Linked DNA regions of Homo sapiens: region 1 is linked to region 2. Evidence: read pairs that join two places in POLR2A ChIA-PET (ENCODE). Cell type or tissue: PC-3. All regions are shown on one strand. Each heading gives the region's core, and the rest is flanking DNA. Links, peaks and the distances in the headings are about the cores only.

Region 1 (16,912 bases), core at 8,185-12,184, 77 kb after region 2:
ATTATTTAAAACGTAGGTAAAAGTGAGCTGTGCAATGCCATCATTTCTACAGAACACAACTCTTAAAGCTGTGCAAAAAAAATTTAAATGACCTTGCAATTACAGGAAGTTTATTATTGATGATATCTTGGACTCTTGTCTTCCTCCTCAGCGTTCCCAATCAAATCGCTTGCATATCCTGTCAGGGTCTTCTCTGCAGTATTTTTCAAATCCAAGACTGTTCACCCTTCTTTGGGCCAGATCCTCATTATCCATCCCTTAGGCTAGTCTTGTAGATAACCTTCATGTTTTCAGGCTTCTCCCTGCCTGCAAGCACCAATAATACTTTTTTGATCAATTATTTTTTTTCCCAAATCATAGTTCTGATCTTGTTCTTCTGTTTAAAATCTTCTATTCATCTTTTAATGTATTACAGAACAGGATTGTATATAGCTGCAACTGTAAGTTGCCTTCCAAAAATCTGTAAACGGTATTTTTTTCGGTGGGATAAACCGCAAACTCCACATAATGGATCAGTTCATATATATGTATAGTCACGTTAGAGGGAGATCATGTGATTCCTAAGTCTACTGGAGACTCTTCAAATATTGTAACATATACTTGGAGGGTGGCTGTTCATCAGAAGAAGTCTGAAGTGAGACACAGAAAAATCATTTACCCAGGCAACATTTGCCAGTACTAAGGAAAGACAGTGGTCATTTCTAACATTACTCTAATGCTCTACAACATGTACAGGTCAAAAATTTTCCTTTCTTCAATTCCATGCTCACCCAGCAAATTTCTGATTTTAATGCAGCTCAGCCTCAGGGAGCAAATGTACCAGTCTTCCTGAAACATGTTTTCTGCTGACAGAACAAGGTTTCTGAGGCTTTAGGGCTGAAGGCCAAATCATGGATGGTGGGAAATTCATCAAGGTAATACTGCAGTGTGAGCTCTTTCACAGGCAGCCAGGATGTTCCTGATGATAGACAGGTCTTACCAGAAGCTTTCTATTCAAACATCAACACCAAACAACATCCACATTTCCTATTCCCAAATCCAAAATCTCTTCACTACCTGCCTCCAAACCATATTTGCTTTCGGATCCTTGTTTCCTCTTTCATGCATTCTTCACACAAATCAGGTATCACCTATCTTCACGCCACATTCACTGCTCTTTCTTTTTTTGTGTCTTCCTCACAGTGAGTTTTTCATCTAGAAAAGGCGGCCTTTGTCCTGTTACGTATCTCATTCTCATTTTTCATGACTTATTTTTATGTTTTCCTTTTTCCATGACCTCTTCCATGATTACTATAGTCACATGCAACCTGTCTTTTTCATGAGTCCCTGAAGCACTTTTTGAAAGGCGGTGTCAGCAGTGGAAAGAGCCGTGTTTCTTAAGAGTTCTGTACCTTGCACTCCAGGAGTGCAGAAGGAATAGTCATAAAACATTCAAATATGGGTAAGTGAAGCAAACTGAAACCTATTCTTTGCAGATCAAGTATAGGAGTTAGTAGTTAGTATAAATACCCCAACCCAGGTTAATATTATTAGTTGATAATACAACATTTTATCTTATTTCTTCTGTAGAAATTTTCTATTGATCCTGGTAGTTACGGAGCACATATTCATTTTTAATTTCTAGACAGTCTTTCCTAAATTTTGATTTTTGCATTTAAACTCTCATTTACTTTACAAGAACACTGTAACTTTTTACTATCATGTTTGAACTACAGTAAATATATATATAGTAAATATATATACAGTAAATATATATATGTATATTATCGAGGGTTTGCCATGGCATATGCAACATGTTTTTGCTCTTCCAAGCAGCCAACTCCTGATCTATGAAAATGTCAACAGTAGGCTGCTGGGTTTCTGCTGTAAGTCATCACATAAATTAGGTGCCCCAAGGTAAGCTTTCAAACCTAGAGAAAGGGTTCTCACTGCATCTTGTCTGAACTCAAACTTTCTAAAAATGAGAAACATTTTAGGTAAGAAGAAACACTGGTGAAATGCTATTAAGACTCAAATGATTCATTCTAAGATTCACCCTAAGATTCATTCTCTGTGTGTAAAATTACAGAAAAGTGAAATTTATAGACTTTATTTTTCCTGGAAAAGCATCTATTTTAAGATAACTTTTAAACCTGATTTTATAATAAAAATGGTAAGAACAATCACTTGGGAAAAACCAAATGATTGTTATTGAGAAGACAAATAATCTAATGTATATTAAGTAATGTGAAGTTGTAGTCATGAATTTTAAAAATGACAGTGTTTTTAGTACCCCAAACAAAATTGAAATCATAATTTCTCGCTAAACTGTTTTTTTCTATTTGCTGATAATGTTATAGTGTTATGCATTCAACTCTGGAGAATCTAAAATACTAATGAGAGACAAGTGGGGTTTATAATCTATGCTATATAGTTACTTAAAAAAGATAACGACAAATATTTTTATAGGTATTTTATTCTTTAAACTACATAAAAACAGTAGTAACAACAAATACAATTCTGAAACCATTACAACTGCTACCTATTGGGTGGTTTCATGATGGTATGCTTTGCTATATTCTTAAAACCTTTTCTAAATTTACATCTTGGAAGACATCCTCAACCAATATAATAAAGGTTGCATCTTTGCATCTACACTCATAAAATCAAAAGCAGAAATGAGGCCTTTGAGAACGTAATTTGGTATCAAATCATGTACTCCAATTGCTTGAATATTACCATAGCATTTTATAGTACAGGATTATAGTGTTTCAATTTTCATCATAATAAAAAAGACAAATATTTAAATCAAGCAGTCTTGTGACAGTACAATAGATTAAGTCATCTGTGTGATGAAATGCCACCTTGACGTTTACAATTTTTTATGGTGACTGCTTATTGGTATTGTGATCTGATATGTTATATATTTTGTGCTCTTTTGTAAAATTTCTAAAGATTCAAGATTCACCATATGTCATCTTTTAGGATTTCATCATCAAACACTGGTAATGCAAGGTAGTTGAATGTATTTATATTGAAGCCTTGATGTTTTGACTTATAATTGGTGTTGAAATTGATCATGGAGGAAAAAGAGATTTCTATTTCCTCCATTATATTTAAATGAATATTTCTGGTAATAGTGTTTATGTTTCAAACTCTAGCTCCATTTTATCCATAAAGTAGCAGATGATATTGGCAAAAAGACAAAATGAAAGACCACCAAAATAAAAGAAAATTTTCTTGTTAAATATTAAAGTTTTCTCACTTATGGGGAGAGTTAATTTTATAATATCACATAACCTTTTTTATAATGTTATCATTAATGCAATTTGTGACATGAAAAAAGCAAGAATATTTAATATCATCAAATAGCAGAAAAGATTTAAAAATAGTTACAATTTTGAATAAACTGTGACCTATCTCTGTGGCATTCTGGCTCCACGTAACACAGAATTGCATCTGTTTTTGCACAAACACAGGAAGAAATTGCACATGTAAACAGTTTTATTCCATGGACAAAAATAAAACATTAAGTTGATTTTCCCTAGCAAGGAACTGAGGCCTAGAAAAGCAACTTTGCCATTTACTTTGCCATCAATTAGCATAGGCTGACACCAGGCCATCTATGCTAAACTTAAACGATTCAATCACATGCTGCCAGTGGCAGTATTAACATTTCTGTAAATAAACGTCTGGAAAATGCTTAGATGTAGATTGTGCTCCAGCATCTTCACTACAGACGGGGTAGTGGCCAAACCAAATGTTCTAAGGTAATTCTTAAAGGCACGTGGACAAATGCTCTATGTTTCATTTGTTTTGTATTTTGTCATGTAGCTTGAAAAATATTCAAAAATCACTCTAATTTTCTAAAATACCTTGACCACACTGTTTCTAATACCCTAGAGTATAATTTTCTAGTGACATTATGTAAGCAAATTGGAAAAATGTACTTTATCAATTTTGAAATGACTCTAAATGTATTTTGAATTGAATGTGATTTCTGTTCTCTATTATGATGTAGTGGGTGGAGAAATGTGTCCCTTGGCTGTTGGTTCTCTGAATTACATTAAAGTTTACTGAGACAGATACAACTTGTGCTATTATCAAAGCAATAGGAATAGAAAAATATGGTTTAGGTTAAAATCATCAAAATTTTCTTGAGTCCAGATTTCTGTCTATATTCAGAGGTATAAGAATAAATCTTTGGCTGGGCGCCGTGGCTCCCGCCTGTAATCCCAGCACTTTGGGAGGCCGAGGCGGGTGGATCATGAGGTCAGGAGTTCAAGACCAGTCCTGGCCAACATGATGAAACCCCGGCTCTACAAAAAATACAAAAAGTAGCCAGGCATGGTGCTGGGCGCCTGTAATCCCAGGTACTCAGGAGACTGAGACAGGAAATTCTCTTGCAACTGGAAGGCGGAGGTTGCTGTGAGCCGAGATCACACCATTGTACTCCAGCCTGGGCAACAAGAGTGAAAGAAACTCTGTTTCAAAAAAAAAAAAGTAAATCTTTTTTAAAAAGTCAAATAAACAAAACAAAACTGTACTGAAAAATCTAAAATGAACACAACACAGAGTGTAGTGCCTTGGAGTAAAGGCATATATTAGAACTGGTTTTGTCATTTATTATGTGTTTGTTTATATTAATAACAACCCTGTATTGTAGGTATTATTGTCATTATTTTCCAGAAAGCCAGAATAAGCAGACAAACAGATAATAGTGGTCAGAGATTTGCCTAATGATGCTGGAGTCAGTATGTTTACACTGTCCATTGTATAGCAATTTGAACAATTTGGTAAATAGTAATGCAAATAGGTCTTGAAGTTTCTGTTTTATATCTGCATAGCTCAGCAAAGGAAAATTGCTTCACTAAAACAATTGATTAAAAGTATGCTTTTGTCTGTTGTTAAAATGAAAAGTACCATATTTACTATGTTCCAATATGTACATGTATTAGTCCTTTTTCATGCTGCTGATAAATACATACCCGAGACTGGGCAATTAACAAAAGAAAGAGGTTTAATGAACTTAGAGTTCCATGTGGCTGAGAGACCTCACAATCATGGCAGAAGGTGAAAGGCATGTCTCACATGGTGGCAGACAAGAGAAGAGAGTTTGTGCATGGAAACTTCCCTTTTTAAAACCATCAGATCTCATGAAACTTATACACTATCACGAGAACAGCATAGGAAAGACCTGCCCCCATGATTCAATTACCTCATAGAGGGTCCCTCCCACATCACATGGGAATTCAAGATGAGATTTAGGTGGGGACACAGCCAAACCATGTCATTCCGCCCCTGGCCCCTTCCAAATCTCTTGTCCTTACGTTTCAAAACCAATCGTGCCTTCCCTGCAGTCCCCCAGAGTGTTAACTCATATCAGCATTAACTCAAAACTCTACCGTCCAAAGTCTCATCTAAGACAAGCAAGTTCCCTTCCTCCTATGAGCCTGTAAAATCAAATGCAAGTTAGTTACTTCCTAGATACAACAGGGGTACAGGGATTGGGTAAATACACGCATTCCAAATGGGAGAAATTGGCCAAAACAAAGGGGCTACAGGCCGCACGCAAGTCCGAAATCCAAGGGGCAGTCAAATCTTAAAGCTCCAAAATGATCTCCTTTAACCCTATGTCTCACATCCAGGTCATGCTGATGCAACTATGTATATTAAGTACATAACATATGTTAATCATTTTTTCTGTCATTATCAATTACATAATTTATAACTTAAGTTGAACTTTAAAAAATCGTTCATTGTTTAGCAATTAAACCACATTTAGATTAAGCATGTTTTCCAAAATATGCAGGATCTATCATTTTCCAGTAAATCAGAAGTGTCTATGCAATAACTGAAATATGTGATCAGATATTAAATTAAAAATGTGTTTGCATATATATAGAGAGAGATACACAGAGAGAGAGAGCCTTCTGCACTTACCTATTTTGCTCTCGAGCTAGTCATATATTTGTATGACTCAGCCTTTAAAAATGAGAATGATATTTGTTTTTTCAGGAAATGAGAGGATTATTATGAATATCAGGCAATCAAATGTATGAGAAAACACTTTAGAAAATAAATTGCTAAAATATATCATTTCAAAAACAAACATTCTTCATCTATATAAAGTTAAAGTCCTTCTTTGCTAAATACACACATTTATCTTTTAATATTTATAGAATTTATATTAAATAATCATTGAGATTGAAAGCATGTCAGTAAAGAGGAAAAGACCTCTTTGTTTTTAAATAATCATGTGTGCCACTTTTAGCCCACTACCCAAGACGTACCATCTCCTCCCTGAAGAATCCTTGTGATAGTTGAAAAGATTGACATGTTGAATAATGATTCAATGCACTGTGACAATGGAAGTCAGATAAGTACATGCAAATTACATCTGTAGTGGGAGGTGATTCAATGAAGGCCTCACAGAGTCCATGACACTCAATCTGTGTTTTGATGAATGAGCAGAGTTTGTTCTTTGAACAGGTGGAAGAAAGCATACCTGACAGGGATCTACACATGCAAAGTTATAGAGGTATAAAAGTACGTGGCATGTTCCATAGGTATAAGAAATTAAATGTGCGTAAACAAATTGTGAATGATAGAGAGTCAAGACAGAGGAGACTGAAAATTGTTAGGACTAGGATCTGAAGTTATTTCCAAAACCTGCTAAGCTGATGATTTTCATAAACAAAGGAGTGCTCCTACAATTGCCTCCTTGACAGATTTTGATGGATATCCACAAAGTCAGAGGAAGACTTTTGCAGTTGTTGCTACCTGAACAACTTGTGATGTCCCCCTTCACTGCCCTATATTTGATTCAAAATAGAAAGCAGAGTGAGAAATTAGTATAAGGAATTCCCATTAAGTTCTGCTTTTTTTCCCATGATGTCTACTTTGCATTATTTTAGAAAAACTATAAATACAAAATTCACTAAGGTTTAAAAATTTTTTTTGTATATTGTAACTGTCTGAGTGTCCCCAGTTGTCTGAGTGTCCCCAATTTGCTAGTGTTCTAAGCACATGCTCCTGCATTCTCAGGTAATGCAGTACACAATTATTGATCTTCTATGTAATGGCTGGTGCATCCATCCACATTTTATAATCTGGCTATTTAAGTGAGAAAATGAGAACTGAGGAAAATGTGTATTCTAGATAGGGCAACAGGAGCTCTTTAAGGAAAGTGGGGATTTTTTGAACATAGGACGTACAAAGACATGAAAGATTTTCTTCTAGCCTCCAAACACAGAAAACATGATTCATTTCCATACCATATCAGATTGAAAAATTCTTCAGTGTTAGCATTGTGAAATATCTTTGAAATATCATTTTTATTTAAAATTTATAGGCCTTTTGCATTTTGTTCCATTCTAGTACTAGTGAAAAATTCTACTCATCCATCAAAACCTAGTTTAAGAATCAAAAAACATATTTGCTTCAATTTAAAAATAATATTTTCAAATATTACTTAGAAAACTGATATATTGGGAGTTCAGGAGAAACCACTACATTTCCAGTAACATGGAACATTCCATATCATGGCACCCAATACAGGAACCCCAGTCCGAGAAGCACAATGTTAACAAAAGCCATTTTACCTTTCTCTTGGCTTATTGAAACTAAATTGCAGATGCCCTTCTGTCTTTAGTGGTGACTCTAGTAGTTGTGATTGTTGTACAGCAAACAAGACAATAATTGAATTATAATATATTCATCCACTTCATTTGTAGATTAAAATGACAAAAAAGATATTTCACTATTAGTGATCTATGTGCAAATACAAATAAATAGTTAACTAGCATATGTAATTTTTGAAAAGAGTGATTGCAAACAAATATAACTCTAAGCTGTTAACAGGATTTTAATGTTTTCCTTATCAAGATATTGTTTTAAGATTCTCATTAGTTGTAACTTTTATAGGAAAGTTTCCTTGCTAAATATTAACAAAATAATCACTATTCCTTTTCACAGATAAAATCATGCTAAATTTACAGAAATATTTTCTCATATTTTTAGCAGATCTACATGTATAAACAAAAATCTAAATCAAATGTCATTCAGCTTACTATCATCAGGTGGTAAATATGTTATCAAAAATGTGCTTAGTTCAACAAGGAGTAATGGAATAGAAATGAAAAAAAATAAAGACCAGTTAAATTTGGAATATTAGAATGAGAATTGAAGATGTTTGCCCAAGATAACATAGCTAGTAAGTCTTAGATTTGGCCTGTTTGACTCTGAAGCCAAAGATCTTAGTCAGTGTTCTCTACTGATTTCCTAAATTACAAAGAATTTTCCTAAAAGTAAGCGACTTGAGTCTGTAACTATTTGGAGAGAAATAATGCTCCAAAATAAAATAAACCAACTACATTTCCTATTATATCTCTGCTCACAGAGGGAACAACTATGAATAAAATAGCAAACTACAAATAATTGAAACAAATGTTACCTCTGTTGTTGTTATTATACCATTTTAATTTTACTTATCATTCAATAAATCTCTAAGAAATTGCCCCCGACCAGTTTTTTTTTCCCACTTTTCGGCAATGGTGATTCAAAGACAAATATTTTAAGGGAACTACCTTCATCTTTTCAGTTGGAAAATTTCTTATAGAAGAGGTTTCATTGGCACAGTATTGAGGAATGAGAAAGTGTTTGCCAAATACTTAGGAATCTGGGAGTAGGGGTGGTCTTCAAATCAGATGGAGCCCTGAGTAAGAGTATCAAGTACCTGAGAAGCTCAGAAGGCCATTTACACAACAGGCTTCCTTGGCTTAGCATTAAAATGCGTTGTCATGTAATGAAAAGCATTGCGGCTCAATTCTTGGTTAGCAGAGACAATCTGAAACTGAATTTTTTTTTTTTATTATTATACTTTAAGTTTTAGGGTGCATGTGCACAATGTGCAGATTAGTTACCATATGTATACATGTGCCATGCTGGTGTGCTGCACCCATTAACTCGTCATTTAGCATTAGGTATATCTCCTTATGTAGTTCAGAAAATGAGTGATCCAAAACTTATAATTGCATATTAACTTATTGAAATAGGTTTACATTTGTATTAACTATTATTCAAAAATTGTCTAACATGCTTCACAAGATTTAAAATGAGATATTAGAAGAAATATTTTAAATAGGGCTACAGATGGTGGGTTTGTAGGTAATAAATGAATAAACAACATTGTTTTAAATTATGCTATTCATTGTTTAAAATAGTTAAAGATTCATGTTTTAAAAATATAAAGCTATAGTGATTTTACACCAAATACATGACATATGATGTAGTAATTGAAAATATTATTTTTATTTCCTACATTTTTTTTAGTTTTTTTATTAGAAAGTTAGACAGTATTCTGTTAATATATAATCTTTCTAAAATAAATCTTTCTAAAGTCATAATGGTAGGACTCTGAGAGTCGTAGTATTGGAATGTTCATTTACCTCTATAAGCAGGTGTTTATTTTGTCAAAGTAATAGTTTATTGTCAAAGAGTTTAAATAAATCACAATATTATATAAACAGTAAATCAACACATCTGTCAATACTTATTACCTATGCATTCTCAGGTAATTTTATTTCAAATAAATAAAAACAACTTATAGACAAAATCCATAGTTTATTTTTATAAAATTTAATTTAATTTTTATAGTTGACACGTAATAGTTGTGCACGTTTATAGGGTACACAGTATTGTTTAAATACATACAATACATAGTGATAAGATCAGGGTAATTAGCATATCCATCATCTCAAACATTTATCGTTTTTTTTGTGTTGGGAACATTCCATGTCCTTCTAGCTATAGTCATCCTACAGTGCTATAGAACACTAGAACCTATTCTCCTATCTAGTTGTAACTTTGTATCCTATAACAGATTTTTTTTCTATGGACTACTTTCAAATTGGCAGCTGGCCTCTTAGTCATTTAGTTTTGATAATTTTCAGCAACATAAGTTTTTCATTACACTAAAAATCTCCAAGTCCAGGACCATCACAAAACAAAAGAAAAAAGAAAAAAAAATTGGTATCTGTTAACAGAATTACTTGAGTCTTAAGATGGAGTTTTATTGTGTTCAGTTGATATAATATTTCATTTGAACTGAATAGCTCATATTTCACTGTAAATATTTAGTTTTCCTCAAGACTCATTAGCTACCAAAGCAAACATATATTTGTTGAGAAAAGTGCCACAAGTCATTCTTGCTGATGAACTTTTTAAACAACATAATAGTTTTATTTTTTAATGTAATTCTTATATATTTTGAATCAGCTGTCATTTAATAAGAATAATTCATTAAATTTTGTTTGCAGATATATATATTTATACACATATATGTTATTTTCTCTTCAGGATTTAAGGGTTCAATTTGTGTATGCAACATACATAAACATACTTATTTTTTTTTATTTTTCAAGATGGAGTTTCACTTCTGTCGCTCAGGCTGGAGTGCAATGGCAAGATCTCAGCTCACTGCAACCCCCGACTCCCGGGTTCAAGTGATTCTCCTACCTCAGCCTCCCAGGTAGCTGGGATTACAGGTGCATACCACCATGCTCAGCTAATTTTTGTATTTTTACTAGAGATGGAATTTCACCACATTAGCTAGGCTGGTCTCGAACTCCTGACCTCAAGTGATCCACCCTCCCCGTCCTCCCAAAGTTCATAAACATACTTCTTTAAAAAATCTAAAATTATAGGAATGTAATAGGAATGTACAGGTAGTTACATTAACTAAATTGAAAAATCAAGATTATTTTCTAAACTATTTCAACAAATTTAAACTCAAAATAAAAACCTAAGCAGTTTTCCTATTTAAAAATTATTTTGGGGCTGGATGCGGTGGCTTATGCCTGTAATCCCAGCACTTTGGAAGGCTGAGGTGGGCAGATCATGAGGTCAGGAGTTCCAAGACCAGGCTGGCCAACATGTGAAAACCCGTCTCTACTAAAAATGCATAAATTAGCCAGGCATGGTGGCGCGCCTGTAATCCCAGCTACTCCGGAGGCTGAGGCAGGAGAATTGCTTAAACCCCGGGGACAGAAGTTGCAGTGAGTTGAGATCATGCCATTGCACTCCAGCCTGGGTGACAGAGTGACTCCGTCTCAGGAAAATATATATAGATATTTTATATATATTATAGAAAATATATTTTATATTATATTATATATATAATATATATTATATATTATATAATATATATTATATAATAATATATATAATATATATTATATAATATATATTATATATTATATATTATATATAAAATAAATTCTATATATTTATATAATATATATTATATTATATATTATATATTATATATTTAATATATAATATATTATATATAAAATATATATATTATATATATAAAATATATAATATATATATTATATATATAATATATAATATATATTATATATATAAAATATATAATATATATTATAGATATAAAATATATATAATATATATTATAGATATAAAATATATATAATATATAATATGTATTATAGATATAAAATATATAATATATAATATATATTATAGATATAAAATATCTATAATATATAATATATATTATATATATATAAAATATATATATATGTATTTTTTTTTTCAGTCAGGCATGGAGTGTTCATGCCTGTAATCCCAGCCCATTGGGGCACGGTGGTGGGAAGCCAGGAGTTCAAGGCCAGCTTGGGCAACATAGAAAGACACCTTCTCTACCAAAAAAAAAAATAGCTGGTGATGGTACTGTGCACGACCCCCAACACCCATAGACATAGCTACCTAGGAGGCTGAGGGAGGAGGATTGCTTGATCCCAGGAGTCGAAAGGTGCAGTGAACTGTGGTAGTAACACTACACTCAAGTATGGGGTGACAGAGCAAGACCCGATTTCTAATAAATAAATAAATATGATTTTCATTAGGACAAAGGCTGTTCCTATAACAAAGACCCGTCGCCCCCCACCCCGAAAAAAAACAGTGACTTTAAAAGGTTAGAAGATGATTTTTTTCTCATGTAACAACTCAAGCCTAATTAACCAAAGAGAGTTCTGATAATGGCACAGTGTGGGGGTGACATGGTCTGGCTCTGTGTCTCCATCCAAATCTCATCTTGAATAGTAATCCGAATTGTAATCCCCACATGTTGGGTGAGGGACCTTGTGGAAGGTGATTAGATCATGGGGTGGTCCCCCCACGGTGTTCTCATGATAGTGGATGAGTGCTCATGAGATCTGATGGTTTTATAAGTGTCTAGCATTTCCCCTGGTGGCACTCATTCTCTCTCCTGCTGCCCTGTGAAAAGGTGCCTTCCGCCATGCTTGTAAGTTTCCTGAGGCCTCCCCAGCTATGTGTGGAACGTGAGTCAATTAAACCTCTTTTCTTTATAAATTATTCAGTCTCGGCTATTTCTTCGTAGCAGTGTGAGAACAGACTAATACAGGAGGATACAAGTTTTTTCTTTGTTGTTTTGTTTCACCCTTGTATCCAGAGAGTTTCTATCCAGTGGTTTATGATAGCCACCCTCCTTGTGCCACGACATCTATATTCCAGCCATTGGGAAGGGGAGGAAAGGAGGAAGGGCAGGATTACTTTGCAGGGCTCAACCTAGGAAGTTGTATACAACAATTTCACTCATACCTGTTTTGCTAGGATTTAGTGATATGCGTTCACATAGTTACAAAGGGATCAGGAAGCCAAATCTTATAGCTGTGTGTACATCTAAAACTAGAGGTTCTATAACTATCACAAGGAAAGAATGGGTATTAAATGAAAACAAGCAGTTTCTGCTACAGAAATGTTAGAATATATTATTTTAGAAATTTTACAGGGAAACAGTCCTTGCCTTAAATAGTAGTGTATCATTTAGAATATTTCCAGCTGCAAGTATTAGGCAATGCAGCTAAAAGTGGTTTGAACTATAAGAATATTTTTTATCTCATATGTGTAGAGCTGTGACAGGATTGGTTATTTCATTTCTCAGGGAATTTTTCAAGGGCTACACTCTTTTTCTTTATTTTTACTCCACATCTTCAGCAAGATTGTCATTCATAGTTTTTTCTACAAGGTCGTAATTGGCTGTTGTAGCTTCAAGGCATTACATTCCCAGAAAGCCACATCCAAATGCAGGGAGGACGGTTCCTCATTGCTTTACCTTTCTTTTCTGTCTTTTTTTTTTTTTAATCAGATAGAAATATCTTTTCTGTGATCTCCTAAGCAGTCTCATCTCAGGTTTCAGTGACAAATATTGGGTCATACATTCTTTGCCTTGGTTTCAAGGAGTATTAATACTTGCTATTTTTAGCACTTTAACAGAAAAGAAGATATTTGGGAAAGTCTGCTGTAATGGCATCCAAAAGTCTCTACCACAATTAAATAATGTAACTTAAAATATGTATATAGGTAAGATGTTTGCTTATTTACTAAAAAAATCCCTAGAAAGTTTATGTAGAAGCTATTATACAAAATGGAAGTGGTTTGCTTCTTTAACATTGGATTTCTAATACATACAATTTTTCATGACCTTATATTACTGTAGTAATACTACTCATAAGCCTTACTAAAAAAATCAGTAAGTAATATTTTCACATTATAACAGTAAACACAAAATACAGAAATTCATTAATAGCTGAAAAGAATTTTGGAGTGTCAAGTCATGACTTCATCTAATTAAATATTTTATAATTTATTCACACATTAGGAATAATCAGGTTTTAATTGTGTATGCATCAATACAAATATCAAAAGAACATGATTATTATTTTATAATATTTACTTTTTAAAAAACCAAATAAAAGAAACATAAAAATGACAAAAGAATGCTTAAGTGGAGAGAAAAAATTACTATTAAATATCTTTAAATATAGGCCAAATGGTTTAGTATTCCCCTTTATCTACATCTTAATATTGCTGACATCTGGTTTTGAGCTAAGAATGCATGAATAGGGGAAAAAAAGCAATCTCCATAGTTTTTTTTTTTATTGAATACACATAAGTTTATTTTGGGAACAGTTCATTTATCAAAAGTATAAAGAGATCCTTATTTCATGGGTGGAAGGTGATGCAGTCATATCTCTACCCTTCACAGTTGAGATTGGCAACATGGTTTGTAATAGAAGTATTAAAAAATCAGAGGGAGAATTATAACAGTTAATTTCATTGCAAATAGTAACAATTGGGTTATTTAAAGTGGTTGTGGCATAAATGCTAGGATGCATGTGGTAATCCCAAATGCCCCAATCCCAGGTATAGCAAGTGTGTTTTAATGATACCTGCTAACTAGTTAAAATGGTCACTTTCACAAAGCTGACTATATTTTATACACTTTGCATAAACTGTCATGTAGACAATCTATTTTTTCTTTCTCTCATGTCTATATAAACCTTTATAAAGACTATAAAGTGATTCTGTATATACTACTTTAATCAAAATTCCTATGTGATTTGCATAAATAATAGATTGCAGTTGCTGCTATGAGACTGCTGATATAGAACTGCATAATTGGAACAAAATTTGATGAAAATTACATTGTTTCAAGTGTGCAGGCAGGACATGGCATCTAAGAGTGAAGTTTAACACTTAATCCAAACACTTATATTTGGAGTAGGTGAAGCAGGTAGTACTAACAGTGGTTTTAAAATTATAAAACAACATTTTCTATACTGTTATTTAATAAATTACACTTAATTTTTGAAGCCTAAGTGTATTCAGTTGACCAAACAATCAATAAATTCTGGTCTATAAATTAAATGTCATGAAGGTGAACAAAGGTGAAGAACAGTAATTATATTTTCTTGAGTTTATGATAACAATATATAAAACTGAAAAATTTGCTCCAAAAGAAGTCATACATAAATCATACCATCAGTTTGGTTTATTCTAGAAAGGTCTGCAGGTATAACTCTAAATTTCTTTAGTTAGGATCCTTAGAAGATACATTAGTTTAAATTTCATTCTCCTACAATACTGCTAACTTTAGATACATCACAGAACTACCAGATGCAATGTTTGGTTTAGAAATTGTCCCACATTAGTAGTCATTAAAGAAGAAAAAAAAAAAGGTGATTTCTTCTTCTGCTATAATTCAGTAAATGTGTTTTTAATATGCATATATTTATGTGGGAATATATATTTGCACCTTGATAATTACATAAATTTATACAAGCATTTTATTAATTAGACAGTATTACTCTTGCAAAAGCAGGCATGCATTTATTTTGAGATATTTATTTCCAATAATAATAAATAGGATTTCAATTTAAGAAGTGCATTAGATATATTAAGGATGATATGACAGCTTCTGAGCTCATAGCCTCCATATTTTTGTCTTCCCAATTCTCATATATTTTGTAGAATTTTGGGATGTGGATTATGTATTCTACATTATTTCTTTTAATGACTGAGGAAAATATTATCATCAATCATCATCATTATTTCAAATAAGTTTTAATCCATCATAATTTTATAAGAATGTACAGTAATCATAGTTGTTACTACTGTTGAAAAGAGATAATACAGTATAGCTTTGATTTTCAAATTTTTTATGTTCTTACCTAATTCTTAAAGGAATGCATGTTTATTTTTCTTCTCTTGACTTTTCTCTTAGAACTTAAATTATCTCTCTTTTCTTTCCATCTCTGTCCCTGTTTTTCTATCCATCATGCCACCAAAGAGAAATTGCCAGTATCTTAAGGAAGAAATTTTACTCAGCTCAATTGTTTTAAAGTGTGATGAGAAGCTTTAATAACCTATGCAGCAAGAGGTAAAATTAAGTTGTTTAATCATAGCTGGTGTGCCCGCATACACAACAGTGGGTGGCTTCTGCTGAAGAGATGTGTTTGGGATGAATTGCTATAAAGAATGCCATACCAAAAGGATACACTTTCTTTCTTTGCCAACCAAAATTTCCAGGTACTTTTGTTTTTAATACAATAAATAGTGTTTTACTCTCCTACATTTACAATAAAGTGACGTGTTATAACTCAACAGAATTTCCAACTTGTTTTCTCAACTTCCAAGGTTAGAAATTGATAGTTAATCTTGTGGGAGCCCTGTTGATGGTGAAATCAGCAACTCTGGGGAGGCAGTTTACTTCATTTGACCTTCTCTTGCTCCTTAGTATCTGCTCATTATCTGATGACTTTCCTATTCATAGCTGTTATCAGTTGTAATATTATATGTATGTTATTAGAGTAAAATGCTTAGGTTTGAAATGTACGAAAAAATTGTTTGCTGAGAGCACTTTATGGTGTATCTAGTGGCTGATGGAGCCCATTGCTTTTTCAGTATAGTACTCCTTGCCGTACTTTGTAATTTCAACCTGTAAATTTAGTTAATGAAATCTAATGTGCCATCCTTAAACAACATAAAGGGTATATTTTTTAATAGTATTGTACCTGTGTCAGTGAAATAGACTAGATTTTAATTTCTACACTAGTCATATGTGTTTAACAGTAGATGCTGTTGTGTTTCTTTGAATACATAGAAATATCTAAGCTGATCATCTGTTTAAGCAGGATTTCAATCCATCAAGTAAATGAATCCCCTTCATATTTTATCTTTTGTATCCTGAATTTTCCTGCAAGCAGTGATTATTGAAAAATACCTGATTGTATTTTTAGTAATATCTATGGAACAAATTTCATATGCTGCTGCTGAGTTTCCCTTCTGGAGAAATTCAGAAATTTAAAAAAGTACTTTCTTGTCTATATAGTAATTATGCCAACATTTCAAAGCAACTATTATGTCTTCTGTTTTCTCAGTCAAACATTCACTATTAAATAGATTACATATTATTCATGGGTTTTTTTCATTTTTAGTAATTACATATTTTTTTATTTATTTGTAGAATTTTTCTAAAGAAGGATTATTTTTTCCAAATTTGTAAAGATGCTCAGAGTTTAGAATAGTACATATGATAAGTACA
Region 2 (16,912 bases), core at 7,498-11,497:
TTGTCTTGCATTCTGTTCCAAACTCTCAGAAACTTTGATCATTAAAAATACACAACAAAAACAAAGTATTCTATTTCCTTACATGTAATCAGATACCTAGTTTTTAAATCTATTTTTATCTCCCTGCCTTCTCTCCCTCCATGTTTCTCTACTTAAGGTAAAGCTGGTTTGTAGACTTTTCTCTGCCAGGGAGAGAAACAAGAAAACAAGTTTAAATATGCCCCATATTGAGCACTGGAATTTGTAAAATAATTTTGTGTAAAGATAAAGGAATATTTTACTGATGAGAATCTTCAGGGGAATCTGCGTAGCATTTTTCAAAATGTAGTCTACAAACACCTGTGGGATAATCACCTGGGTATATTATTTAAATGTAGATTTCTGGACCCCATCCCGAATATCTGAAGGTCAGGGTGGGAGACTGGGATGGAGTACTGAGAGAGTGATAAACCTTGGATTCTACATATTCATTAATAATTTTCCTTTACACAGTTTTTTAAGAAAAATATCTGTTGTAGGATATTTTACACATTGGTAGAAATGTTTTTAAGTAAAAAAGGAATGGTAATATTTGTAAGCCAAGTTCTTCCTATCACAAACTTCCACTGTCAGCCTGATTTCAAATGAAGAATTATGCAAAGGAGCATACAAAATCTAGCAAGGTAAGGCCTTATAGGTTATTAAAATCTAAAATTCTAAGTCTACCTATTTGGACCAGAAAATTCTTTGTTATTGGGAACTATTCTGTGCATTCTAGGATGGTTAGCAACATTTATGGCCTCTACTCAGTAGATGCCAGGAACACGTCCACCTTATTGTGACAATCAAAAATGTCTTCAGAGAATGCCAAATGTCCCAGGGAGTAAAACTGCTCCACCTCTGTTGAGAAACTCAGGTCTAGGGAAATGTTCACAGGAAACGGATTTCTTTTTCTTGTACTTTCATCTACAAGTTCTATTTTTTGATGACTGTGAAATTTGAATAATCTGAAAAATATCTAACATTCATATAGTTGTTTATATTTTCAACTTTTATTACAAGTAGCCTAAAAAAGTTGGTCTACTTTTGACAAATTGGCTTTAACTGGAAAAGCTAATATTCTTTTTTGCCTCCCCGATCTATCAATCACCCTTTTATTCTACCAAACCATTATTTTGTCCTTCAATATTATTTTTTGGCTAACTAAATTGAGAGATTTTTTTTTCATGGTTAGAAATGGAGAGTCAAAAGTTATTTCAAACTAAGCTATTCTATTACATATAAATATTTTTTGTCCTTCCAGAGAAGTATGATACTCTGCAACCTTAATTAGCTACATTGCTAATAAATTATTGACTGAGTGTAAACAGTGGTAAAATTAGCCTAGTAATTTTATATTAAATCCCCAGTCTTCCATTAACTTAATTTCATAATTTCTCATTGGTACCACATTCAGTTAATGGTATATCGAATGTTCTCCAGTGTTTCAGATATGCATGAGCCAAAGCTCCCAAAGTCATGACACTCCCAGTCTCAATATGAGCTTTGCTGTTTCTTGGATCTACACAACTGCCTGCTGGTATCCCTGGGAGTTCCATTGAGGACTCAGAGGAACATATGGCCCTATGTATTGTGTCCTAGGTTCATAATGAAGAATAAGCACAAAACATGTCAGAATTATGCTGCACTGTCAGGAAAATTCCAATCAATGTAAGCTCAGCAGCTTTATTCTCTAGAAACAGTGTTCTGTCTCTAGAGAGCCACCTACGTGGGCATAAAAATGGAAAACAGCAGCAGTATATGCATTCTGTGAGCTGGCGTCCTAGAATGTTTAGTGGTTTTCTTAAAACTGCTTTCTGATAAATCTCCATGAAATAAATTTTTTCTACTTCCAGTAAAATAAATTTAAACTTAAAATAGTTTCATGTGCAAAAATAAAGTGTTGGTTGTATTTTAAGGATGAGAGGAGCCTTTTTTTCTTAATTAAAAATTTTTCCCCAGGATTAGTAGACCTCACTGTTGTATAAGTATTCAGAAATCACAAGGGGGCACTCTTTTACTAAATACACCAGGAAAAATGGTAAGATTTCAGTGTGTGACTTTTTTTAAGTGTTTTTTTTTTTCATAACAGTAGTTCTATTGATATATACAAAATACTATTTTTAATGATAAATTTAGAATATTCCTCACATGTTACTGTGTCCATAAAAAAAAATCTCAATTCACTAACAATTGCAGCACAAAGGTTAAATAATTGAACTCCCTTTAAAATTGTACTACAAAAATAATTTTCTCTTGAGAATGAGAAAATATTTCCATTGAGAATAAAAGTTTTAGAATGTATGGAAATGACATTTTTTTCTGCTTATACTTAGAAATATATTAATGAGTTTTCCATTTGCAATGTTTGTTTGGTCAGCTAGTAAACATTTAACATTCCATGAATTTTACATGATTTAAACATTTTAGCAGGAATGCATAATATATTTTACTTTAAAATGAAATTGTATTGTTCTCTTTATATGGTGCAAATGTTATCTGGAGTGTTTCAGAGATGGTAATGATATTTGAGGATGAACCAGATAGAGTTTTTACCGTTATGACAACATTAGGACTAGAAATATGAGGTAGTAGGAGTAGTAATAAACTAAGTGTTTCACATGAGTATAAAGCCAACATTATGCTAAGTCATAAGATAATCTATTCCTCTTATTAATAATCATAAATAAAAATGAAAAATAGATAATAACTCTTACAATTTTAATTTTAACACGTTTTATGTGAAGAGGCTAAGAGTATTCCAAGATGAACAATAAATGACAAATTTATTGATGTGGTATTACCATTTTAATTTAGGATGATTTCATTAGATTTCAATTGTTTCAAATGAATGATTTAAATGAAAGTTAAGCCAATCAATGAAAGAATTATGAATAATAAATATAATCATGTTTCCAAGGAAGCTACCTATAATATCTAGAGAAGAGCTTAGAGTAGTTAAAAAGTTCTAGGAGAAGTAAAAAGAATCCTTAGTAGTTAGAAAAGGTAGGTGGGGCAAGATGGCTGACAAGAAGGAGCGGCGATCAGAGGCTTCCATCAAAAAGAACCATAATAGCATGTGAATCTTGCCCCAACAACCAAGCTATCCAGGTTTTCTCATCAGAACTGACTAGGCGGCTGGTATGATCCATGGAAAGGAAGGAAGAGCAATGTGGTGCCATGGCCCACCTGAGAGTCACAGAGGGCAGAAGAGCTCCCACCCCCCAGTCAAGGGAGGCACCTTCTTGAGTGACATCTACAGGCGTGGGAGCAAATCAGATGAATAGGGCCTGAAGAGAAAACCCAGCAAACCACAGCAGCTCTACAGAAAAGGGACCTAACCATTGAAAGATAAACAAACATACAGAAAGCAACAACAGCATCAACAACAACAAAAAGAAAAAGTCCCCACAAAAGCCCCATCCAAGGGTCAGCAGCCTCAAAGATCAAAACTAGACAAAGTCATGAAGATGAGAAAGAATCAACAAAAAACATGCTGAAAACCCAAAAGGCCAGAATGCCTCTTCTCCTCCAAATGATAGCAATGACCCTCCAGCAAGGGCACAGAACTGGACAGAGGATGAGATGGACGAATTGACAGAAGTAGGCTTCAGAAGATAGGTAATAAAAAACTCTGCTGAGCTAAAGGAGCATGTTCTAACCCAATGCAAAGAAGCTAAGAACTTTGATAAAAGGTTAGAGCTGCTAACTGGAATAACCAGTTTAGAGAGGAACATAAATGACCTGATGCAGCTGAAAAACACAGCACGAGAACTCTGTGAAGCTTACACAAGTATCTGTAGCTGAATCAACCAAGCGAAAGAAAGGCCATAAGTGTATGCAGACTACCTTGCTGAAATAAGATCCGAAGACAATATTAAAGAAAACATAATGAAAAGGAATGAACAAAGCCTTCAAGAAATATGGATCTATGTAAAAAGACCGAACCTAAGATTGATTGGAGTACCTGAAGGAGACGAGGAGAACAGAAACAAGCTGGAAAGCACACTTCAGAATGCTATCCAGGAGAACTTCCCCAACCTAGCAAGACAGGGGAACATGCAAATTGAAGAAATACAGAGAACATCACTAAGATGCTCCACAAGAAGATCAACCCCAAGACACATATTCATCAAATTCTCCAAGGTTGAAGTGAAGGAAAAAATGCTAAGGGCAGCCAGAGAGAAAAGCCAGGTCACCTACAAAGGGAAGCCCATCAGAGTAACAGCAGACTTCTCAGCAGAAACCCTACAAGCCAGAAGAGATTAGGGGGCCAATATTCAATATTCTTAAAGAAAAGAATTTTCAACTCAGAATTTCATATCCAGCCAAACTAAGCTTCATAAGCAAAGGAGAAATAAAATCCTTTCCAGAGAAGCAAATGCTGAGGGATTTCATCACCACCAGGCCTGCCTTGCAAGAGCTCCTAAAGGAAGCACTAAATATGGAAAGGAAAAACCGGTACCAGCCACTGCAAAAACACACCAAAATATAAAGACCAATGACACTATGAAGAAACTGCGTCAACTATGCACAAAATAACGAGATGGCATCATGATGACAGGATCAGATTCACACATAACAGTATTAATCTTAAATGTAAATGGGCTAAATGTCCCAATGAAAAGACACAGACTGGCAAATTGGATAAAAAGTCAAAAAATCCATCGGTGTGCTCTATTCAGGAGACCCATCTCACATGCAAAGACACACATTGACTCAAAATAAAGGGATGGAGGAAAATTTACCAAGCAAATGGAAAGCAAAAAAAAAAAAAAAAAAAAAAAAAAAAAAAAAAAAAAAAAAGCAGGGGTTGCAAAGCTAGTCTTTGAAAAAAACAGACTTTGAACCACAAAAGACAAAGAAAGGCATTACATAACAGTATAGGGATCAATTCAACAAGAAGAGCTAACTATCCTAAATATATATGCATCCAATATAGGAGCACCCAGATTCATAACACAAGTTCTTAGACACCTACAAAGAGACTTAGACTCCCAGACAATAATAGTGGGAAACTTTAACACCCCATTGTCAATATTAGACAGATCAGTGAAACAGAAAATTAACAAGGATATCCAGGACTTGAACTCAGCTCTGGATCAGGTGGACCTAATAGACATCTACAGAACTCTCCACCAAAAATCAATAGAATATACATTCTTCTAAGCACCACATGGCACTTACTCTAAAATTGACCACATAATTGGAAGTAAAATACTTCTCAGCAAATGCAAAATAACTGAAATTATAACAAACACTCTCAGAACACAGTGCAATCAAATCAGAACCCAAGATTAAGAAACTTACTCAAAACCACACAATTACATGAAAATTGAACATCTGCTCCTGAATGACTCCTGAAAAAATAATGAAATTAAGGCAGAAATCAAGACGTTCTTTGAAACCAATGAGAACAAAAAGACAGTGTACCAGAATATCTGGGACACAGCTAAAGCAGTGTTAAGAGGGAAATGTATAGCACTAATTGCCCACATAAGAAAGCTAGAAATACCTCGAATTGACAACCTAACATCACAATTAAAAGAGCTAGAGAAGCAAGAGCAAACTAATCCAAAAGCTAGCAGAAAGCAAAAATTAAGATCAGAACAAACTTGAAGGCTTTAGAGACCCAAAAAAACCTTCAAAAAAATCAATGAATCCAGGAGCTGTTTTTTTGAAAAAATTAACAAAATAGGCCAGGGGCGGTGGCTCACGCCGGTAATCCCAGCACTTTGGAAAGCCAAGGCGGGCAGATCACAAGGTCAGGAGATCGAGAATATCCTGGCTAACACAGTGAAACCCCGTCTCTACTAAAAATACAAAAAATTAGCTGGATGTGGTGGTGGGTGCCTGTAGTCCCAGCTACTTGAGAGGCTGAGGCAGGAGAATGGCGTGAACCCGGGAGGTGGAGCTTGCAGTGAGCCAAGATCGCGCCACTGCACTCCAGCCTGGGCGACAGAGCAAGCCTCCATCTCAAAATAAATAAATAAAATAAAATAAAATAAATACACCACTAGCAAGTCTAATAAAGAAGAAAAGAGAGAAGATTCAAATAGACACAATAAAAATTGATGAAGGGGATGTCACCATTGACCCCACAGAAATGCAAACTTCCATCAGAGAATATTAAAATTACTTCTATGCAAGTCAACTAGAAAATCTAGAAGAAATGGATAAATTCCTGGACAAATACACCTTCCCAAGACTAAACCAGGAAGAAGTCGAATCCCTGAATAGACCAATAACAAGTTCTGAAATTGAGACATTAATTAATAGCCTATCAACCAAAAAAAGCCCAGGACCAGACAGCTTCACAGCTGAATTCTACCTGAGGTACAAAGAGGAGCTGGTACCATTCCTTCTGAAACTATTTCAAACAATTGAAAATGAGGGACTCCTCCTTAACTCATTTTATGAAGCCAGCATTTTTCTGATACCAAAACCTGTCAGACACAGAACAAAAACAGAACATTTCAGGCCAATATCTCTGATGAATATCGATCCTAAAATCCTCAGTAAAATACTGGCAAACCAAATACAGCAGCACATCAAAAAGCTTATCCACCACAATCAAGTCAGCTTCATCCCTGGCGTGCAAGGCTGGTTCAACATACGCAAAGCAATATAATCCATCACATAAACAGAACCAAAGACAAAAACCACATGATCATCTCAATAGATGCAGAAAAGACCTGTGATAAAATTCAACATTGCTTCAAATTAAAAACTCTCAATAAACTAGGTATTGATGAAATGTAGCTCAAAATAATAAGAGCCATTTATGACAAACCCACAGCCAATATCATATTAAATGGGAAAAAGCTGGAAGCATTCCCTTTGAAACTGGCGTAAGACAAAGATGCCCTCTCTCATCACTCCTATTCAACATAGTATTGGAAGTTCTGGCCAGGGCAATCAGGCATGAGTAAGAAATAAAGTGTATTCAAATTGGAAGAGAGGAAGTCAAATTGCCTCGATTTGCAGATGACATGATTCTATATTTAGAAAACCCCATGATTTTCAGCCCCAAAACTCCTTAAGCTGATAAGCAACTTTAGCAAAACCTCAAGATAGAAAGTCAATGTGCAAAAATCACAAGCATTCCTATACACCAAGAACAGACTAAAGAGAACCAAATCATAAGTGAACTTCCATTCACAGTTGCTACAAAGAGAATAAAATACCTAGGAATACAGCTAACAAGGGATGTGAAGGATCTCTTCAAGGAGAACTACAAACCACTGCTCAAGGAAATAAGAGAGAACACAAACAAATGGAAAAACATTCCATCCTCATGCATAGGAAGAATCAATACTGTGAAAATGGCCATACTGCCCAAAGTAATTTACAGATTCAATGCTATTCCCATCAAACTACCATTCACATTCTTCATAGAATTAGAAAAAAACTACTTTAAATTTTATATGGAATCAAAAAGGACCCCATATAGCCAAGACAATCCTAAGCAAAAAGAACAAAGCTGGGGGCATCATGCTACCTGATTTCAAACTATACTACAAGGCTACAGTAATCAAAACAGCATGGTGCTGGTGCCAAACAGGCATACAGACAAACAGAACAGAGGCCTCAGAAATAACACCACACATCTACAACCATCTGATCTTCAACAAACCTGACAAAAACAAGCAACGGGAAAAGGATCTCCTCTTCAATAAATGGTGCTGGGACAACTGGCTAGCAATATGCAGAAAACAGAAACTGGACCCCTTCCTTACACCTTATACAAAAGTTAACTCAAGATGGATTAAAGACTTAAATGTAAAACCCAAAACCATTAAAACCCAAGAAGAAAACGTAAGCAATACCATTCAGGACATAGGCATGGGCAAAGACTTCATGACAAAAATGTCAAAAGCAATTGCAATGAAAGCCAAAATTGACATATGGGATCTAATGAAACTAAAGAGCTTCCGCACAGCAAAAGAAACTAGCATCAGAGTGAACAGGCAACTTACAGAATAGGAGAAAATGTTTGCAATCTACCCATCTGTCACAGGTCTTATATCCAGAATTTACAAAGAACTTGAACAAATTTGCAAGAAAAAAACAAACAACCCCATCGCAATTGGGTAAAGGATTTAAACAGACACTTCTCAAAAGAAGACATTTATGCGGCCAAAAAACATATGAAAAAAAGCTCAACATCACTGATCATTAGAAAAATGCAAACCAAAACCACAATGAGAAACTACCTCATGCCAGTTAGAACGGCAATTATTAAAACGTCAAGAAACTATAGATGCTGTTGAGGCTGTAGAGAAATAGAAATGCTTTTCCACTGTTGGTGGGAATGTAAATTAGTTCAACCACTGTGGAAGACAGTATGGTGATTCCTGAAGGATCTAGAACCAGAAACACCATTTGTCCCAGCAATCCCATTACTGGGTATACACCCAAAGGATCATAAATCATTCTATTATAAAGACATATGCACACATATGTTTATTGCAGCACTATTCACAATAGCTAAGACATTTAATTAACCCAAATGTCCATCTATGATAGACTGGATAAAAATATATGGTACATATACATCATGGAATACTATGCAGCTATACAAAGGAATGAGATCATGCCCTTTGCAGGGTCATGGATGAAGCTGGAAGCCATCATCCTCAGCAAACCAACACAGGAACAGAAAACCAAGCACCACATGTTCTCACTCATAAGTGGAAGTTAAACAATGAGAACACAAGGACACAGGGAGGGGAACAACACACATCAGGGCATGTTGGGGGGTGGAGAGCCAGGGGCAGGAACTCAGAGGATGGGTCAATAGTGAATACTGGCAGCAAACCACCATGGCACACGTATGTCTATGTAACAAACCTGCACATTGTGCACGTGTATCTCGGGACTTAAAGTAAAAATTTTTTTTTAAAAGTTAGATATACTTCTGGCTCTGCCATTTCATTAGTTGTACAACTATGCGTCTATCTATTAACCCCTGAGGTTCTCATTTTTTTCATTGCAAAATGAGAAAAACTTTATTAACTTTTAAGTCCTTTCTATTTCTAATATCTATGGTTCTAATAATGATCTTTAATAATAGTTATGCCTCATATAATAAGCAATCGTTTGCTCATCCTTCAAGTAATTAAGAATCAGAACAGTTAGTAGAGGAAGACAAACTACTTATTCATGGAGTTCTTAAATGTCAAGTTACATGATGATATGTCCTAAGATTGCAATAACCCTATGTGAAATTTTACAAAGCAATATATAATAATCATTTATATTAAAATATATTTAAGAAATTTGCAGGACCTAAGTTAACATTCCAGCAAAGTTATGTGACTTTTGAAAATAAATACTGTTGAACCAACGCTAGAGAAATGACAGTCACCGTTCTAAGCCATCAGGGTGGGGATTTTAGAATTTCTTCTCATTATACTAAGATTTGCCTTTTAGAATTTATATTTATGCCACATATAATCATATGTTGGTTGTGGTTCTATGTATGAATTTTTATTATATTGATTTTTAAAATGGCCTGTGTAATTTAAGAAAATGTTACTATTAATGATTACATTGGGCACTCATTTTTACATTGGGTTTAATCATTCAATTTCAACAATATTTCATTAGCTTCTTGTTCACAGAAGCCAAACCATATGTCAAAAGCTCACAGCTGGTTTTAGTCACAAGCTTTGAATTGGAATTTAAGTTTTCTAGTTGAAATCCCAGTGATTTCCCACAATGTAAGAACTACCAGAAAATATGTTTTCTGTGTAGTTGACCATTAGTCTGAAGCTTTAGAAATATCTTAAATTTTAAAGCTATAGATACTTGAAAAAAAACTATGTTTATCACAATTTGCTTGTATTAAAATACAATGGACTCTAATCACATGGATGTTTTAAAGAAAACTGCACCCCTAAAAAAGAAAGTCCAAGTTCTCTGTCAACATATTTTCTTAATATTGTCATGGTATATGTCTACATCACGGTCAAAACTGTCGTGGGTTTTGAAAAAATATGATAATATCCTTTAAGGAGAGATGGTAAAAAAAGAAAATAGATATGACTGGAGAAGTGTTTAAATGCTAGAGCCATGAAAAATCTCTTTTTCATTCAAAAACAAATTTAATTTGTTTCATTCAAAAACACCTATTGTTTTTCAAGATATACTCTATTGACTCAGACCTGAAATTCTGAGTAATGCACATACACCAGGAATGACAAATCACACTGAGAAAAGACAATGTGTATGACCGCATAGTCTTTCTGTAATATATCAAAATGTGAGTCTGAGGTATCATTTTCTCTTTTTCTTCCTTTTCTTCCTTCCTCCTTCTTTCAGTTTTTCCTTTACTAATTCTTCCTACAAACTGTCTTTGACTTTATCCTTCTCTACTTTATTTTTTATACAATATAATTGCCTAGTAATTTTTTCACATCAGTTATCTGCAATATTTCCAAGAATATTTTTTAGACATACTAGTAGGAAAATGCTGTGTTTCTGTTTCCTGTGTTTGTTTTTTACTTAATGATTCACCCAGAATTTAGTGATGGGTTGAGTCAGGCTAGATTTTTATGCCAATAAATGTAATCACCAGCTGAATGCTTTCTCTTCCAACACCTTTTATAAAACTAAATGACTCATCATCTTTCTTTAAATTAAAATATGTGGCTAATTTTCCCTTTCACTCATAATATGCATTATAAAAATATTAAACCCTAGAAAATAATAACAAATACTAGGAGGGAGGAGCCAAGATGGCCGAATAGGAACAGCTCTGGTCTACAGCTCCCAGCGTGAGCGACGCAGAAGACAGGTGATTTCTGCATTTCCGTCTGAGGTACAGGGTTCATCTCACTAGGGAGTGCCAGACAGTGGGCTCAGGTCAGTGGGTGCGCGCACCTTGCGCGAGCTGAAGCAGGGCGAGGCATTGCCTCACTTGGGAAGCGCAAGGGGTCAGGGAGTTCCCTTTCTGAGTCAAAGAAAGGGGTGACGGACGGCACCTGGAAAATCAGGTCACTCCCACCCGAATACTGCGCTATTCCGACAGGCTTAAAAAACGATGCACCACAAGATTATATCCCGCACCTGGCTCAGAGGGTCCTACGCCCACGGAGTCTCGCGGATTGCTAGCACAGCAGTCTGAGATCAAACTGCAAGGTGGCAGCGAGGCTGGGGGAGGGGCGCCCCCATTGCCCAGGCTTGCTTAGGTAAACAAAGCAGCCCTGAAGCTCAAACTGGGTGGAGCCCACCACAGCTCAAGGAGGCCTGCCTGCCTCTGTAGGCTCCACCTCTGGGGGCAGGGCACAGACAAACAAAAAGACAGCAGTAACCTCTGCAGACTTAAATATCCCTGTCTGACAGCTTCGAAGAGAGCAGTGGTTCTCCCAGCACGAAGCTGGAGATCTGAGAACAGGCAGACTGCCTCCTCAAGTGGGTCCCTGACCCCTGACCCCCGAGCAGCCTAACTGGGAGGCACCCCTAGCAGGGGCAGACTGACACCTCACACGGCCGGGTACTCCAACAGACCTGCAGCTGAGGGTCCTCTCTGTTAGAAGGAAAACTAACAAACAGAAAGGACATCCACACCAAAAACCCATCTGTACATCATCATCATCGAAGACCAAAAGTAGATAAAACCACAAAGATGGGGAAAAAACAGAGCAGAAAAACTGGAAACTCTAAAAAGCAGAGCGCCTCTCCTCCTCCAAAGGAATGCAGTTCCTCACCAGCAACGGAACAAAGCTGGATGGAGAATGACTTTGACGAGCTGAGAGAAGAAGGCTTCAGACGATCAAATTACTCTGAGCTACGGGAGGACATTCAAACCAAAGGCAAAGAAGTTGAAAACTTCGAAAAAAATTTAGAAGAATGTATAACTAGAATAACCAATACAGAGAAGTGCTTAAAGGAGCTGATGGAGCTGAAAACCAAGGCTCAAGAACTACGTGAAGAATGCAGAAGCCTCAGGAGCCGATGCGATCAACTGGAAGAAAGGGTATCAGCGATGGAAGATGAAATGAATGAAATGAAGCGAGAAGGGAAGTCTAGAGAAAAAAGAATAAAAAGAAATGAGCAAAGCCTCCAAGAAATATGGGACTATGTGAAAAGACCAAATCTACGTCTGATTGGTGTACCTGAAAGTGATGGGGAGAATGGAACCAAGTTGGAAAACACTCTGCAGGATATTATCCAGGAGAACTTCCCCAATCTAGCAAGGCAGGTCAACGTTCAGATTCAGGAAATACAGAGAACGCCACAAAGATACTCCTCGAGAAGAGCAACTCCAAGACACGTAATTGTCAGATTCACCAAAGTTGAAATGAAGGAAAAAATGTTAAGGGCAGCCAGAGAGAAAGGTCGGGTTACCCTCAAAGGGAAGCCCATCAGACTAACAGTGGATCTCTCGGCAGAAACCCTACAAGCCAGAAGAGAGTGGGGGCCAATATTCAACATTCTTAAAGAAAAGAATTTTCAACCCAGAATTTCATATCCAGCCAAACTAAGCTTCATAAGTGAAGGAGGAATAAAATACTTTACAGACAAGCAAATACTGAGCGATACTGTCACCACCAGGCCTGCCTTACAAGAGCTCCTGAAGGAAGCACTAAACATGGAAAGGAACAACCGGTACCAGCCACTGCAAAATCATGCCAAAATGTAAAGACCATAGACACTAGGAATAAACTGCATCAACTAATGAGCAAAATAACCAGCTAACATCATAATGACAGGATCAAATTCACACATAACAATATTAACTTTAAATGTAAATGGACTAAATGTTCCAATTAAAAGACACAGACGGGCAAATTGGATAAAGAGTCAAGACCCATCAGTGTGCTGTATTCAGGAAACCCATCTCACATGCAGAGACAAAAATAGGCTCAAAATAAAAGGATGGAGGAAGATCTACCAAGCAAATGGAAAACAAAAAAAGGCAGGGGTTGCAATCCTAGTCTCTGATAAAACAGACTTTAAACCAACAAAGATCAAAACAGACAAAGAAGGCCATTACATAATGGTAAAGGGATCAATTCAAAAAGAAGAGCTAACTATCCTAAATTTATATGCACCCAATACAAGAGCACCAAGATTCATAAAGCAAGTCCTGAGTGACCTACAAAGAGACTTAGACTCCCACACATTAAAAATGGGAGACTTTAACACCCCACTTTCAACATTAGACAGATCAACGAGACAGAAAGTCAACAAGGATACCGAGGAATTGAACTCAGCTCTGCACCAAGCAGACCTAATAGACATCTACAGAACTCTCCACACCAAATCAACAGAATATACATTTTTTTCAGCAGCACACCACACCTATTCCAAAATTGACCACATACTTGGAAGTAAAGCTCTCCTCAGCAAATGTAAAAGAACAGAAACTATAACAAACTATCTCTCAGACCACACTGCAATCAAACTAGAACTCAGGATTAAGAATCTCACTCAAAACCACTCAACTACATGGAAACTGAACAACCTGCTCCTGAATGACTACTGGGTACATAACGAAATGAAGCCAGAAATAAAGATGTTCTTTGAAACCAATGAGAACAAAGACACAACATACCAGAATCTCTGGGACACATTCAAAGCAGTGTGTAGAGGGAAATTTATAGCACTACATGCCCACAAGAGAAAGCAGGAAAGATCCAAAATTGACACCCTAACATCACAATTAAAAGAACTAGAAAAGCAAGAGCAAACACATTCAAAAGCTAGCAGAAGGCAAGAAATAACTAAAATCAGAGCAGAACTGAAGGAAATAGAGACACAAAAAACACTTCAAAAAATTAATGAATGCAGGAGCTGGTTTTTGGAAAGGATCAACAAAATTGATAGACCGCTAGCAAGACTAATAAAGAAAAAAAGAGAGAAGAATCAAATAGACGCAATAAAAAATGATAAAGGGGATATCACCACCGATCCCACAGAAATACAAACTACCATCAGGGAATAATACAAACACCTCTACGCAAATAAACTAGAAAATCTAGAAGAAATGGATAATTTCCTGGACACATACACTCTCCCAAGACTAAACCAGGAAGAAGTTGAATCTCTGAATAGACCAATAACAGGAGCTGAAATTGTGGCAATAATCAATAGCTTACCAACCAAAAACAGTCCAGGACCAGATGGATTCACAGCCGAATTCTACCAGAGGTAGAAGGAGGAACTGGTATCATTCCTTCTGAAACTATTCCAATCAATAGAAAAAGAGGGAATCCTCCCTAACTCATTTTATGAAGCCAGCATCATCCTGATACCAAAGCCAGGCAGAGACACAACCAAAAAAGAGAATTTTAGACCAATATCCTTGATGAACATTGATGCAAAAATCCTCAATAAAATACTGGCAAACCGAATCCAGCAGCACATCAAAAAGCTTATCCACTATGATCAAGTGGGCTTCATCCCTGGGATGCAAGGCTGGTTCAATATACGCAAATCAATAAATGTAATCCAGCATATAAACAGGACCAAAGACAAAAACCACATGATTATCTCAATAGATGCAGAAAAGGCCTTTGACAAAATTCAACAACCTTCATGCTAAAAACTCTCAATAAATTAGGTATTGATGGGACGTATTTCAAAATAATAAGAGCTAACTATGACAAACCCACAGCCAATATCATACTGAATGGTCAAAAACTGGAAGCATTCCCTTTGAAAACTGGCACAAGACAGGGATGCCCTCTCTCACCACTCCTATTCAACATAGTGTTGGAAGTTCTGGCCAGGGCAATTAGGCAGGAGAAGGAAATAAAGGGTATTCCATTAGGAAAAGAGGAAGTCAAATTGTCCCTGTTTGCAGACGACATGATTGTGTATCTAGAAAACCCCATTGTCTCAGCCCAAAATCTCCTTAAGCTGATAAGCAACTTCAGCAAGGTCTCAGGATACAAAATCAATGTACAAAAATCACAAGCATTCTTATACACCAACAACAGACAGAGAGCCAAATCATGAGTGAACTCCCATTCACAATTGCTTCAAAGAGAATAAAATACCTAGGAATCCAACTTACAACGGATGTGAAGGACCTCTTCAAGGAGAACTGCAAACCACTGCTCAATGAAATAAAAGAGGATACAAACAAATGGAAGAACATTCCATGCTCATGGGTAGGAAGAATCAATATCGTGAAAATGGCCATACTGCCCAAGGTAATTTACAGATTCAATGCCATCCCCATCAAGCTACCAATGACTTTCTTCACAGAATTGGAAAAAACTACTTTAAAGTTCATATGGAACCTAAAAAGAGCCCGCATCGCCAAGTCAATCCTAAGCCAAAAGAACAAAGCTGGAGGCATCACACTACCTGACTTCAAACTATACTACAAGTCTACAGTAACCAAAACAACATGGTACTGGTACCAAAACAGAGATATAGATCAATGGAACAGAACAGAGCCCTCAGAAATAACGCCACATATCTACAACTATCTGATCTTTGACAAACCTGAGAAAAACAAGCAATGGGGAAAGGATTCCCTATTTAATAAATGGTGCTGGGAAAACTGGCTAGCCATATGTAGAAAGCTGAAACTGGATCCCTTCCTTACACCTTATACAAAAATCAATTCAAGATGGATTAAAGAGTTAAACGTTAGATCTAAAACCATAAAAACCCTAGAAGAAAACCTAGGCATTACCATTCAGGACATAGGCATGGGCAAGGACTTCATGTCTAAAATACCAAAAGCAATGGCAACAGAAGCCAAAATTGACAAATAGGATCTAATTAAACTAAAGAGCTTCTGCACAGCAAAAGAAACTACCATCAGAGTGAACGGGCAACCTACAAAATGGGAGAAAATTTTCGCAACCTACTCATCTGACAAAGGGCTAATATCCAGAATCTACAATGAACTCAAACAAATTTACAAGAAAAAAACAAACAACCCCATCAAAAAGTGGGCAAAGGACATGAACAGACACTTCTCAAAAGAAGACATTTATGCAGCCAAAAAACACATGAAAAAATGCTCACCATCCCTGGCCATCAGAGAAATGCAAATCAAAACCACAATGAGATACCATCTCACACCAGTTAGAATGGCAATCATTAAAAAGTCAGGAAACAACAGGTGCTGGAGAGGATGTGGAGAAATAGGAACACTTTTACACTATTGGTGGGACTGTAAACTAGTTCAACCATTGTGGAAGTCAGTGTGGCGATTCCTCAGGGATCTAGAACTGGAAATACCATTTGACCCAGCCATCCCATTACTGGGTATATACCCAAAGGACTATAAATCATGCTGCTATAAAGACACATGCACACGTATGTTTATTGCGGCATTATTCACAATAGCAAAGACTTGGAGCCAACCCAAATGTCCAACAATGATAGACTGGATTAAGAAAATGTGGCACATATACACCATGGAATACTATGCAGCCATAAAAAATGATGAGTTCATGTCCTTTGTAGGGACATGGATGAAACTGGAAATCATCATTCTCAGTAAACTATCACAAGAACAAAAAACCAAACACCGCATATTCTCACTCATAGGTGGGAATTGAACAATGAGATCACATGGACACAGGAAGGGGAATATCACAGTCTGGGGACTGTGGTGGGGTGGGGGGAGGGGGGAGGGATAGCATTGGGAGATATACCTAATGCTAGATGACGAGTTAGTGGGTGCAGCGCACCAGCATGGCACATGTATACATATGTAACTAACCTGCACAATGTGCACATGTACCCTAAAACTTAAAGTATAATAAAAAAAAAGAGAGAAAAAGAAAAACAAACAAAAAAAAACAAAAAACAAATATTATTATATTATTATCATCATGCTTACACAATATTATCTTTTTTGTTTTATTAGTTTTATCTTCATTTTAATTTTGATCAATTTTTGATCACACTATTAACA

Evidence for each region. Peaks named below come from ENCODE experiments on the same cell type or tissue, not always from the same donor. Only the 100,000 strongest peaks of a DNase experiment are listed, where the experiment ranks them.
Region 1: POLR2A ChIA-PET joins it to region 2 with 5 read pairs; 2 of 35 experiments call an interaction of 5 or more read pairs at or near these places.

Annotation. Positions count from the first base shown.
Region 1 is chr4:167,199,813-167,216,724 of GRCh38, reverse strand. The region is part of intron 2 of SPOCK3 (SPARC (osteonectin), cwcv and kazal like domains proteoglycan 3); the gene reads left to right. Among named protein-coding and RNA genes, the nearest start is that of SPOCK3, 26 kb to the left of the region's middle. In PC-3, for the core only: no CTCF peak of the experiment used is centred there; no DNase peak of the experiment used is centred there.
Region 2 is chr4:167,275,995-167,292,906 of GRCh38, reverse strand. No RefSeq gene overlaps it. Among named protein-coding and RNA genes, the nearest start is that of SPOCK3, 50 kb to the right of the region's middle. In PC-3, for the core only: no CTCF peak of the experiment used is centred there; no DNase peak of the experiment used is centred there; H3K4me3 peaks cover 1,161 bases; H3K27ac peaks cover 1,555 bases.